Regions from separate parts of the Homo sapiens genome. Here regions 2 and 3 are each linked to region 1. A link is a loop called in an ENCODE intact Hi-C map of the cell type or tissue named here. Cell type or tissue: PC-9. All regions are shown on one strand. Each heading gives the region's core, and the rest is flanking DNA. Links, peaks and the distances in the headings are about the cores only.

Evidence for each region. A loop is a pair of places that touch in the nucleus more often than their neighbours do. Peaks named below come from ENCODE experiments on the same cell type or tissue, not always from the same donor. Only the 100,000 strongest peaks of a DNase experiment are listed, where the experiment ranks them.
Region 2: a loop joins it to region 1, with 7 times the contacts of the local background. A loop is called at or near these places in 2 of 110 quality-filtered maps.
Region 3: a loop joins it to region 1, with 25 times the contacts of the local background. A loop is called at or near these places in 19 of 110 quality-filtered maps.

The regions. Positions count from the first base shown.
Region 1 is chr1:179,704,875-179,708,662 of GRCh38, reverse strand. All of the region lies in intron 2 of LOC105371635 (a long non-coding RNA gene), which reads left to right. Among named protein-coding and RNA genes, the nearest start is that of FAM163A, 37 kb to the left of the region's middle. In PC-9, for the core only: CTCF peaks have their summits at 1,930 and 2,129; no DNase peak of the experiment used is centred there; H3K27me3 peaks cover 655 bases.
Region 2 is chr1:180,861,290-180,865,077 of GRCh38, reverse strand. XPR1 (xenotropic and polytropic retrovirus receptor 1) reads right to left here. Exons shown (of 15, transcript NM_004736.4): 12 at 1,204-1,370. The region is part of intron 1 of LOC124904464 (a long non-coding RNA gene); the gene reads left to right. Among named protein-coding and RNA genes, the nearest start is that of LINC02816, 43 kb to the left of the region's middle. In PC-9, for the core only: CTCF peaks have their summits at 1,513 and 1,712 (motif pointing right); a DNase peak (open chromatin) is centred at 1,747.
Region 3 is chr1:180,480,389-180,484,176 of GRCh38, reverse strand. The region is part of intron 3 of ACBD6 (acyl-CoA binding domain containing 6); the gene reads left to right. Among named protein-coding and RNA genes, the nearest start is that of ACBD6, 20 kb to the left of the region's middle. In PC-9, for the core only: CTCF peaks have their summits at 1,368 and 1,569 (motif pointing right); a DNase peak (open chromatin) is centred at 1,566.

The sequences.
Region 1 (3,788 bases), core at 575-3,074:
GTACAGTAACTCTGACCTGGTGGTGGAGGTAGGGTTGGTGAGAAGCCGGCAGATTCCAGACACATTTTGGAAGCATAGCCAACAGGATTTCCTATAGATGTAGATGGTAGTTAAAGCCAGGAGACTGGGGGAATTCCCAAGAGAATGAGGCCTGGTGCCCTGCAGCATTAAGAGGCCAGGAAAAAGAGGAGGAGGCACAAAAGATGCTAAGGCTTTGACCAATGAGTACGAGGAAACCCTAGAGAATGAGATGTGCTGGGAGGACAGAAAGTGTCAGGGAGGAGGATTGTCAAGTGTATCAAATGCTACTGATAAGTCAGATGGGATGACTGAGGGCTGACTAGTGGATTCAGCATGGAGTTGCTGGAGACCTTGACAGGAGCAGTTTTGGTGGAGTGGTGTAGGTGGAACTGGAATTGGTTTAATAGGTAATCGGAGAAGTATAAGAAGATAATATGGGCAACTCTTTGGCGAAATCTGACTTATTTAAGGTCCTACCACTTACTAGCGTGATTCTTGGTAAATAATTTTCTGATCCTCAAGTTTTTCCTCTTGTAAAAAAAAGAATAGTAACAAGGATGCTGTAAATATTAAATATGTAAAAGTTTTGGCATATAATGAGCATTTAGTAATTGGATATTAAGATTATTGTAATACAATATTAATTTCTGACATGATGTTGGCAAAATGCATTTCTGTGCCTTGATTTCCTTATCTGTAAAATGGGAGTAATAACACCACCTACCCCATGGTGCTGTTGCAAGGATTACATGATGTAATCTATATAAAAGCACACAGAATAAACAGCTTGTGGCACATATGAACTCCATAAAACTCTTATTATCCGATCAGTTCTCTTGTGAATGCTGGTCTATCTTCTTTGTAAACGTTTTGCTTCCTAGAAGCCAACAGAGGTGTAGAACTTATCAAACTACTCCCTTGTCTTATATACTATCCTTGTGTTAATGTGATTTAAACTTTAGTTGGCAGCAGCCTCTGCTGTTTTGCAATTTGTAAAGTCCTCTGTAAGTGATGGTTATTAGAGCTGACTCCTGATGTGAGTTAAAACCAGGCTCTGACCACAGAATTTGCTTGTCTTCATTTGAGAGTGAAGTCACAAGGGTTAATCAGTTTTCCATCTCACCGAGAATCTGGTGAGCAAATAGTCATATTACAGGATGCAGAATTCCTACAGGCATTCTTGTTTTTGTTTTTTGAGATGGAGTTTCACTCTTGTTGCCCATGCTGGAGTGCAATGGCGCGATCTCGGCTCACCACAACCTCTGCCTCCCAGGTTGAAGTGGTTCTCCTGCCTCAGCCTCCCGAGTACCTGGGATTACAGGCATGCACCTCCACACCTGGCTAATTTTGTATTTTTAGTAGAGATGGGGTTTCTCCAGGTTGGTCAGGCTGGTCTTGAACTCCCAACCTCAGGTGATCTGCCCACCTCGGCCTCCCAAAATGCTGGGATTACAGGCATGAGCCACTGCGCCCGGCCTCCTGCAGGCATTCTTAATCATTTTTGAGAATCTGAGCAAGCCAAGAACCTTCCCCCAGAAAGGCAGACAAACACAAAACTTAATGCCCTGGAATTAAAAAAATCATTTTAAAGACTAAAAAATGTGCCAAAATTGTAAAAATTTTCTATTTTTTCCTATAGCAGTAATTTATAAAGGAGGTGAAAACACATCTGCATGGAAAGGCCAAAATAAAGATGGCAAAGTGATTTTTTTTTCTTAAAACTTTTTCAATGCAGCAAGATAGAATCAGTACTTGTAGCTTCTGAAAGAGATTAGGGGTTGTTGGTGTTTCCCCACCACCTTCAAAGAATAGATAACTATACAGTATTAAAGTTTAAGTTCTGTAAAAAGGGAGTGCTCTGTGGCCATTTCCTGGAGGGTAAAATTAGAAAGGGAAATTTTAATCTGTGGGAAGATCACACATTAAGAACCTATTTCCAATGAATTCATGTTCTAGGTCACTTAACTTGTTTTTTTTTTTCTTCCAAGTAAAAAGAGGGGTTGGATGAAGTTAGCTCTTAGCTCCATTTTTAACTCTAAAACCTGCGATGAAACACACAAGGGAAGGATTTTTAGCAGCTGGCCTGGCAACAGAACTCCTGTCCTAGAGCGCCACCTAGCAGCAAGGAAAAAGCAAAACCCTCTAAAGAATAATTAATTTGACTTTAGAACAAAACAATTTTTTAAAAATCCAGCTTTGGTGAAGTAGTCCCCTCACCAAGTCTACTCTGAGGAGTAATTCAGGTAGAGAAATCCTGGGCTTATCATCTCCAAGTTGAAAACTCGAATGAGGTTTTCACACACTACTTTGCCCTGGCTCTCCGTTTTAGCAGCTGCTGCTGAAAGCTCAGCTATCCGGGCAGTATTACCAACTAACCCTCGGCCAATGCCCTTATGACACCAAACACTCCTTATGACACCCTGACACTCCTAAAGACTCATTTCAAAGACAACAGCAAATTCAGTTTTGTTAAGATTTCACAAAGGTTCCAATGATATCAGTTTATCTTGCCCAATCAATGTCATGGCATGAACAAACAAAAGAAGAGTTGCCACCGGCTTCACTGTTGGGAAGGTTGTTTCGACTCTCCCCACGTTGCCATCCGTTTGGCCAGTATTGTGAGAGGGGAAAAAAGCCATCACAATTCAAGTATTGTTCATGATATGGCCCACATTACATTTTTTACAATATTTGGTAGGAAAATACCACTATGGGAGATAAAAGAATATAGAACTTACATAGTGGATAATCAAATTCAGATGAGTTACAGTAACCTATTGCTACTCTATTTCACTTATTAAAAATAAAATTACTTTCTAACATAGGAGTTCTCAGCTTCTTATGCCCATGCTCGCATGTCTGAGGGATAAAACCCTTGGATATGTCACAGTGGCTGTCACTTTCATTTGGGAAGAAAGAATTGCAATTCATGGCATACAGGGCGGTCTTTGGTATGTCTGAAGAACAAAGAGAAGGTTGGGGGTTTTATAAAAAAGAGAAATGTGGCCAGGTGCAGTGGCTCACGCCTGTAATCCCAGCACTTTGGGAGGCCGAGGCGGGCGGATCAAGAGATCGAGACCATCCTGGTCAACATGGTGAAACCCCGTCTCTACTAAAAATACAAAAATTAGCTGGGCATGGTGGCGGGCGCCTGTAATCCCAGCTACTCGGGAGGCTGAGGCAGGAGAATCGCTTGAACCCGGGAGGCGGGGGTTGCAGTGAGCCGAGATTGCGCCACTGCACTCCAGCCTGGTGACAGAGCTAGACTCCGTCTCAAAAATAAATAAATAAATAAACAAATAAAAATAAATAAGAGAAACGTTACATACTGCTCTTTGAGAAAGTTCTTTGGCACTAATAAGGTTCTAGGGAGCTGCAAGTTTTGATTAGTGAGTGATGGCAGTAGATAAAATTAGTCATAAAATTGCAGCAAATCATTTTAGCAACTATTTGATGAAATGGGTTTCAGATTACAGCACGCAGCTTCAGCAGCCAGGTGTGCAGAGAATTACATTTTTGGAGCAACGTTTTGGGTCCTGAGTTCTTTTCCCTCATGGCTTCTCAACTGTTTCATGTGGGTGTGACAAGAATGGCCCAATTCATATGATCAGCTTTCACAGAAGGACTGAAGAAATGGGGCGGGGAGGAGGGGCAGTGTGAATAGATTGATGAAGTTCTCTCTTCATCCAGGCAGTGTGCTCCTCCAACTCCTTCCCTTGAGAATCACCACTTTAAAGTTTTAGTAAGAAAGGTCAGGACATATGTTT
Region 2 (3,788 bases), core at 505-3,004, 1.2 Mb before region 1:
CCTACTTACCAATTGAATATTACACATCCATACACTTTTCCAAATACAATTTTAAGGTTCTAGTGACATGCTGATAGAGTAGAAAATGTTAGTGACCTAATCTACACTTCCCTCTCCATCACAGAATTTTAGACTGGGAAAAGATCAAGAGATAATCTAGTTTAACATACTTACCTCATAAACAAGAATCCACTATAGTCTGGTTGCAGACAATTATATAGCTAGTTAGTGAAAGAGCTGGGATTAGAATTTACATTCACATTCAGGATTACCAGTTCATTGTTTAATTTCTTTCAAGGTCTAATCATGGTATTTATCCTTTACTAAAATATCTGAGTACAGATATTTTTGATTTTTTGACTTTTTAATTCAGCCCCTCTTGTCTTTTTATTAATACATAGAAAAAATCCTAAAATAATTCCTAAAGAATTATTCCTAAAGAATTATCTATGTTTTCTGATTGAAATGGCACTTGATTTTAACAAATATTAGATGAAATAAATGAAAGGAGAAGTCTTCTTGATGCAATCAAGCAGAGTCAGCCACTCCTTCTCCTTTGTCTTTTCATGACACTTTTCATTTAGTCAAGTATTTATTCATTCATCCCAGAAACATTAAGTCTACTATAGACCAGTAATTATGCTTGGAAGTGAAGAATATGGACACCTAAGCACATTATTATAATACAGTGTGATAACTGCTATAATGGTAGTTTATATAGGGTAAAAAAAGATTAAGATGAATAGCTGACTATGCTAGGAAAAATAAAGAAAGGCTTCTTGGAGAAAGTAACACTTAAACTGACTTTTAAAGAGGAGGAACAGGTGTTTACAAAGCAGACGAGAGAGAGTGTTTCAGACTGAGGGCATTCCATGTTCAAAAACAAATCATAAACTACAGTAAGTTATTTATTCTTCCATTCCAGTCTTTATCGCATTGTATTGCAATTTGTTTACTTATCTGAACATAGTTTATGGCTTTCCTTGAGAATGAGAATTTTACTTTGTTTTGATTTCCTATAGTACCTAGCATATAGTAAACATCTAATATATTTTTGCTGACCGAATGAATTAGTATTTTTGTTAATTATTTTTCTAATTATATTAGAGTAATATAATTAGAGGTTGGGTCTGTACTGCAACAGGATTAGCTAGTGGTATACCTAAGTTTGTTCTTTTAAACAAACACACTCTTTATACATACTTTTTGGGGGTATACAATCTCTTCCCGGAGGAAAGTGTTCTCTCCAGCATTCTTATCGAAGAGACCCCAGTCCATCTTGAGATCCCAGATGAGGGTATAGCAGGAACTGATGATATAAAAGACAATCCACAGGTAAAAGAACACCATAGTGTCCGAGTGACCTCGTTCTGAAGAAAGAAGAGGGAAAGAGAAAAGAGAAAATTACTACATTTAAGTAAAATTTTTCATTAATAACACTAATTAAAACAGATTCTTAAAATAGCTCCATAAGAAAGCAAAGCTTTAAACAGATCGTAGGAAGATCACTGTCTAACAAAGGTTAAATAATAAATATGATTTCCCTGAGGTCCAAAGCAATCATCAAACATTTATTGAATACATAACACTTACACAAATGTATAAAAGTTTTGGAGGCTCTATGCTGAATACATAAAAATCTGTATAATTGCAATGAAGGCGTCGAATGTTACAAAAGATGCAATTTTAACTTTTGCCATCAGGTGGCAGCCTAGTGCAAAATATGAAAAAGATTCCTGAAACACTACTAACAAGGAATGTGCATTTGCTTCAAGAAATTCTTGGATTGTTTTTACTTTAGAACATTTCCTTCATACACTTAGATGTTGTCCATACTTATCATGATGGCAACCAGATAATCCTAAGTCTAGATAAAATGCCCGAAAACAACAGAGTGATAAGGATTTTACCCTTAAGGATATGTATGAAAGCAAATTTCTCTCAAGTCACAAAGCAAAGTATGATATTTTAGCTTTTCTTAGAGGGTGTTTATTGATACAAAGGCCTAATTTGCTGGGAACACTATAAAGTAACCTTTGGCTTTATGCTGAAAATACTTATTATAAGGCACACTAAATGAGAATAATGATTCACAAATATAGTTATACAATTTAATCATTTCTGCTTCATATACTATCTAATGAAATTCTTCTTTGGTAAGCTCTAGAGTCCATTGTGAAATGTCTCTAGGTGTGCTATAGGTATATAACTACTAATATGGTTCTGCATCACCAGGAAAAAAAGGCGTACAAATCTAATTCAAAAAAGTTTAAATTTTGGTCAGTTTCTCAAAGATATAGAAAGTGAAGGATATATCATGCATCGTTCATAATTTTTTTCTGTTAAAATAAGCAAGTGTTCATTAACCACTTTTAGGTTATATTAATGTGTTAATAAGTACAGTATGATTTAAAGGCACCCCTTAGAAGTTTATAATCTAGAGAGTGAAACATTCATTCATTATAAATTGATAAATTTGAGCTCAAAATGAAGTATAAACAAAGGGCTATGAGAGCACCAAGGCAAATGGGAATGTTTCCAACAGTAGGAAGTAAGAGAAAGCAGCATTTGAGTTAGTTCTAGAAGGATAAATAAATAGTATTGCAAAAGTCAGGCAGATAAGGTGAGGTCATTCGAGGCTGAAGGAAGATACTGAGAAGGCAGATAATGAGAAGGTGGGGGGAAGTACAGGTGTGTTTGAGAAGCTACAAGTTACCTACATCTAGTGTAGGTGACATATAGAAGATGTGAGAGAAATGGTATGATTTAAAATGAGGCTGAAAAAGACTCATCTGGGTCTGACTGTGGAACGCCTTCGTGGGCTTTAGGATCAGATCTGTATTTTAGAAAAACAACTGGTTGGCAAATTACTTGCAATCAATTAGTTAAAAAAAAAATAGTTGCCTTGGAGCTTCAGTGTTGTGTGAACATCAGTTCTCATCAGCTTATGAGAGGCCAATTGTTAAATTTTCAGAAACTCTGGAAGCTGGTTGTCAAACTCAGTCATTATTAAAAATTAACTTACATAACTTTATAAATAGCTATATTAAAACAAAGGTAACACATACTCAAAATTCATTACTTTTTAATTTTATTAATTTTTGCTTTTATTCTCGAGGTTGGATGTATTTATTGTACTTGCATGATGGAAATACTGTATAATGCTGTGCTACTGTACATCTTTTCCTCACTCCACATTCAGTGTTATCATCTTAGTAGCTTGAAATTGGCTATAGTGGAAGTATTTACACCGTGGAAATCAGCAAACACTAGGAATCAATGCTCCTTATCCCCACTCCCACCCAAGAGCTGGTTTCTTGAACATATACTAGCACATCACTGTTTAGCTGCTTCTCTTAGAAAGGCAGTGGTAGGGAAAGAAATTGGTATTTCTTTAAATGGTCCACATGTGATTCTCATGAATAGCCCAGCTCTGATATAATCACATTTTCACATTTAAACTATTTCCACAAAAATTTTTCTTCATTAAAAACAAATTGAGCTGAATATTTATACTACAACATTATGTCATAAATTATCAACTTAAAATGCCTAAAAAATTATTTACTTACTATCTAGGTATAGTTCGTGTGTTCTGACATGTATTTATTTCATTCTATGTGCAGATATAGGGTCTAGCTGAGAAGTGTCATTCAATAATTCACATCATGGCTACATTAAAAAAGATACTACAATTCATCTACTAAGGTTCACAAAGAATAAAGCAAATTTGGCAACTTAGTAAAATTCACTCCTCATATTTTCAAAACAAGATCCACACAGAGATA
Region 3 (3,788 bases), core at 505-3,004, 780 kb before region 1:
TAATAATTTTCTTTAGTGTGAATGCCCTGAGCCATGAGGTAACCCTGTTCTGAAGTGGTTTCCTTGCTTGTAAATAAATAATGTTGACATGTAAAGCAGGACCACCAAACTGTAAGTCTTGTAGTAATTTTAATGTATTTTCCACTCTGGACAAAAAGATGTGTTTTTATTCCTGATAAATATTAATAGTTCTAGAAGAGGACATTTTCCAAATTAAAGAATTAGGTATTTTTTCATAATTCCCGGGTAGTATCTGATATTTTCCATAGCTCTTTGGAGAAGATTCTTGTTCAAGATGCATGGGTACTATTTCTTTTGAGTCCTATTATACAAAAGCTTTCAAGTACTAATAGCAGAATGATTACATTTGAGTGTATTTGGTATCTTAGTCATATACACTAGGCAAAAACAAAAAAGCAGCCCATTAATGACATTAATGATCTCTCTCCAGATATCACTGATTAAAAGATTAATAGTATGTATTTTGCATATATAATTGTATCCTAATCTGTAATAGATTACCATTTTATATTGAACCAAATATAAAATGAGGCATTTTGTTCTTTTTTCTACCATGTATTAAGGTATTATTGATACTAGTCAGTCATTTATTTCACACATTAGTTTTATACTTACTGTGTGCAAGTTGTAGTTCTAGGGGCTGGGGATTTAGCACTGAACACAGCAGAACAACCCCTGCTCTTAGGAAGCTTACAGTCGGACAGAGATAAGTAATAAAGTAAATATTATAGTAAATATTAATAATGTATTAGTAAAGTTGTAGTGTCTTAGAAAGTGATTAGCACTGTGGAGAGAAAGCAGGGAAGAAGGATAGGGCACACAGGAGGCAGGGGTACCTTCTTAATTTAAAATAAGATGGTCAGGAGAGGCTCACTGAAAAGGTAACATTGAGCATAGATTGAAATTAAGTGAAAGAATGAGCCATACAGGGGGAAGAACATTCTGTATAGAGGAAACAGCTAGTGCAAGTCTCTAAAGTAGGATCATGCCTGACGTACTCTAGAAACTGCAATAAGGACTGAATGTATATGAGAACGAGGGGTGGAGAAATAGAAAATGAGGCAGAGTTGGGCACATGGTAATATAGCCTGCTGTAATAAGGATTGTGGCTTTTACTCTGAGAAGCGAAATATACTGATTGTAAACTTGTAAAAAGACTTAGGTATTCCTCCACATTGTCCACTAAATGATATTTTCATGAAAATAATAGAGGCTTATGGAAACAAAAATTCAAACAGTGTGGAAGAGTATAAAATGAAACTTTTAGAACAAGTACCTTGCCCCACACACTCACACACTTTCAGTCCCATTCCCTAGAAGTATCTTTTCACTTGTGACTGTTTCTGTAATCCTCAGAGCTACCTCCGTAACACTGAGCTCTAAATTCTTCTTTTAAAAAAGTTTTCTTTGAAAATTGAACGTTTGTCTGATATATAGATGAAGGTTAACTTAGTTTCTGCAATTCCACTTCTCTTTTGTCCTCTTCCTCCGTTTCTACTCGCATCTAGTAAAACCTTTAGTGACCACCAGAGGGAGCAAAGTTCAACATAAATAAGATGCGTTTTTATTCTCGGGAATTTCTAGTGTTTTCTGTGTGTTTCAGTGATATTGTTAATACCTTGGTTCTCTCTTGCTTTTTTTTTTTTAACTTCTTAGATCTTTAAAACTTTTATATTTACTCGGGATCTTATTATTAACTTCATTTCTCTTCACCTCACTGATCTGATGATGTTTAGACTAGCATCCATTGTTATTTGTGTGTTGACCATGGAGAAAAATAGCATAGATGGGAGAACTGACACTCTCCTTTCTTTAGTTCCAGCAGCCAAATAAGTGGTTGTCTAGCTGTCCAGTATCCATCTAGCCTTTTGCAAAATTGGCTGCTATTCATCTGTGGTTTTTGTAACATCAGCTAGTTATCTTTTACCTATAAAAATTATTGAAAGATAGATAAATTTATACCTGTTGTTTATACTTACCTATGAAGGCAGTCATAATTTTTATAATTTATATTTAAAAAAATAACTAAACAGATTTGTTTTTGACAAAAATTTACCTTTGACTTTTTTCTTGTTATTCATATCTAATTTTTGTTGACTATAAGGTATTAAATTGAGGTTCTCTAGGTGCCTTATGCTAGAGAATATTTCTTTAAGTTATATATTTCTCATGTATTAAAACTCTCATCTCAGAAAGAAATTCACCTGACTATCGAACTTGATAGTACTCCATCCAGCCCATAGACTCTTCAAGGCAAGGACCGTGTCAGATTCGCCTTTGTGTTACTATTTACCACCTACAAAGTTCAGCACAGGGCCATACCATAGAGGATACCTAGATTATTCTAATTTCCTTATAATTCTCTTTTCCAGGGTAAATAACATGAATCCATTATATTTCTCTCTTAGAGTGTATTTCCAACCTTCTGGTTCTTCTTTTGTTTCTTCAAGTTCCAGGGCATAACTTATGCTCAGTATAAGGGGAATACTTTATTTAATTTAATTAGCATTTTTAGAGCATATAGATATGTAGGATGCTATTAGCAATTCCTGAAAAAAGCTACCTGGGAATAAATAGAAAACTTAGCATTTTTGGTTAAAGACTAACAGTGTTGCTGAAGAAATTAAAATATACACAGGGAAAGTGAATTTTGAATTAAGATTTGAGTATGGTAAAGGCCACTTTTAAGGTAATAGAAATATTATAAAGCACAAAGTCTGCATGATTAAGTATTTTTTTGCCCCAAGTTTCAGCCTGTGTTGATGATTTTCAAAACTGTGTCTCTCCTTATCATTCTTGCAGTTTTAACCACAGTCTATATTGATTCTAAATTTATTTTTTAGCCCTGATCTTTTCTGTGATCCTGATCAGGGATTAGGGTTTTTAGACCAGGGTCACAAAAAAAAAAAATCAAAAACAAGCGCCTTCATGGGCCAAGCCATTAACATAAATGAATGAAGTCGGTTTTGATTTATATAGAGAGAATCACAAGGTTGTGGTTTGCAGTGAAGTGCATGCCCTATTTAAAGAGGGGAATTGGATGTTAGCTCCAGCCAGTTATTGCCATGAATGCTCAGTAGTGCCAGATCTGATATAAAATCTTGTTTTTTTTTTGTTTTTTTTTTTGAGACGGAGTCTCACTCTGTTGTCAGGCTGGAGTACAGTGGTGCGATCTCCGCTCACTGCAGACTCTGCCTCCCGGGTTCCAGCAATTCTCCTGCCTCAGCCTCCTGGATAGCTGGGACTACAGGCACATGCCACCATGCCCAGTTAATTTTTGTATTTTCAGTAGAGACAAGGCCTCACCATGTCGGTTAGGCTGGTCTCGAACTCCTGACCTCAAGTCATCCACCCACCTCGGCCTCCCAAAGTGCTAGATTACAGGCATGAGCCACCGTGCCCAGCCTGAAATCTCATTTTTTAAGTGACATCTTCTGATTTTTTTTAAAGTTAAACATAATGTGAGCCTAATCAAGTACTTCTACAAGCTCCATTTGACTTGAAGAACTCTGCCTTTTTGGCTTTGAGTTTCATGTGCTGGAATACTTATTGAGCATTTCTGTTTAGTGTTGCATTGGCACTTCAGACTCAACAGGTCTAAAATAGAACTTATCAACTGTCTACCCCCTTACCCTGCCTTCAGATGCTTTCTTCTGCTTCTTTCCTTATTTAATGGTATTGCCATATACTGAGTTCATTCAAGTGAGAAACCTAGCAGTGATCCCTGAATCTTTTCTTACTGCTTTTTCTTAGTGACCTATTTAATT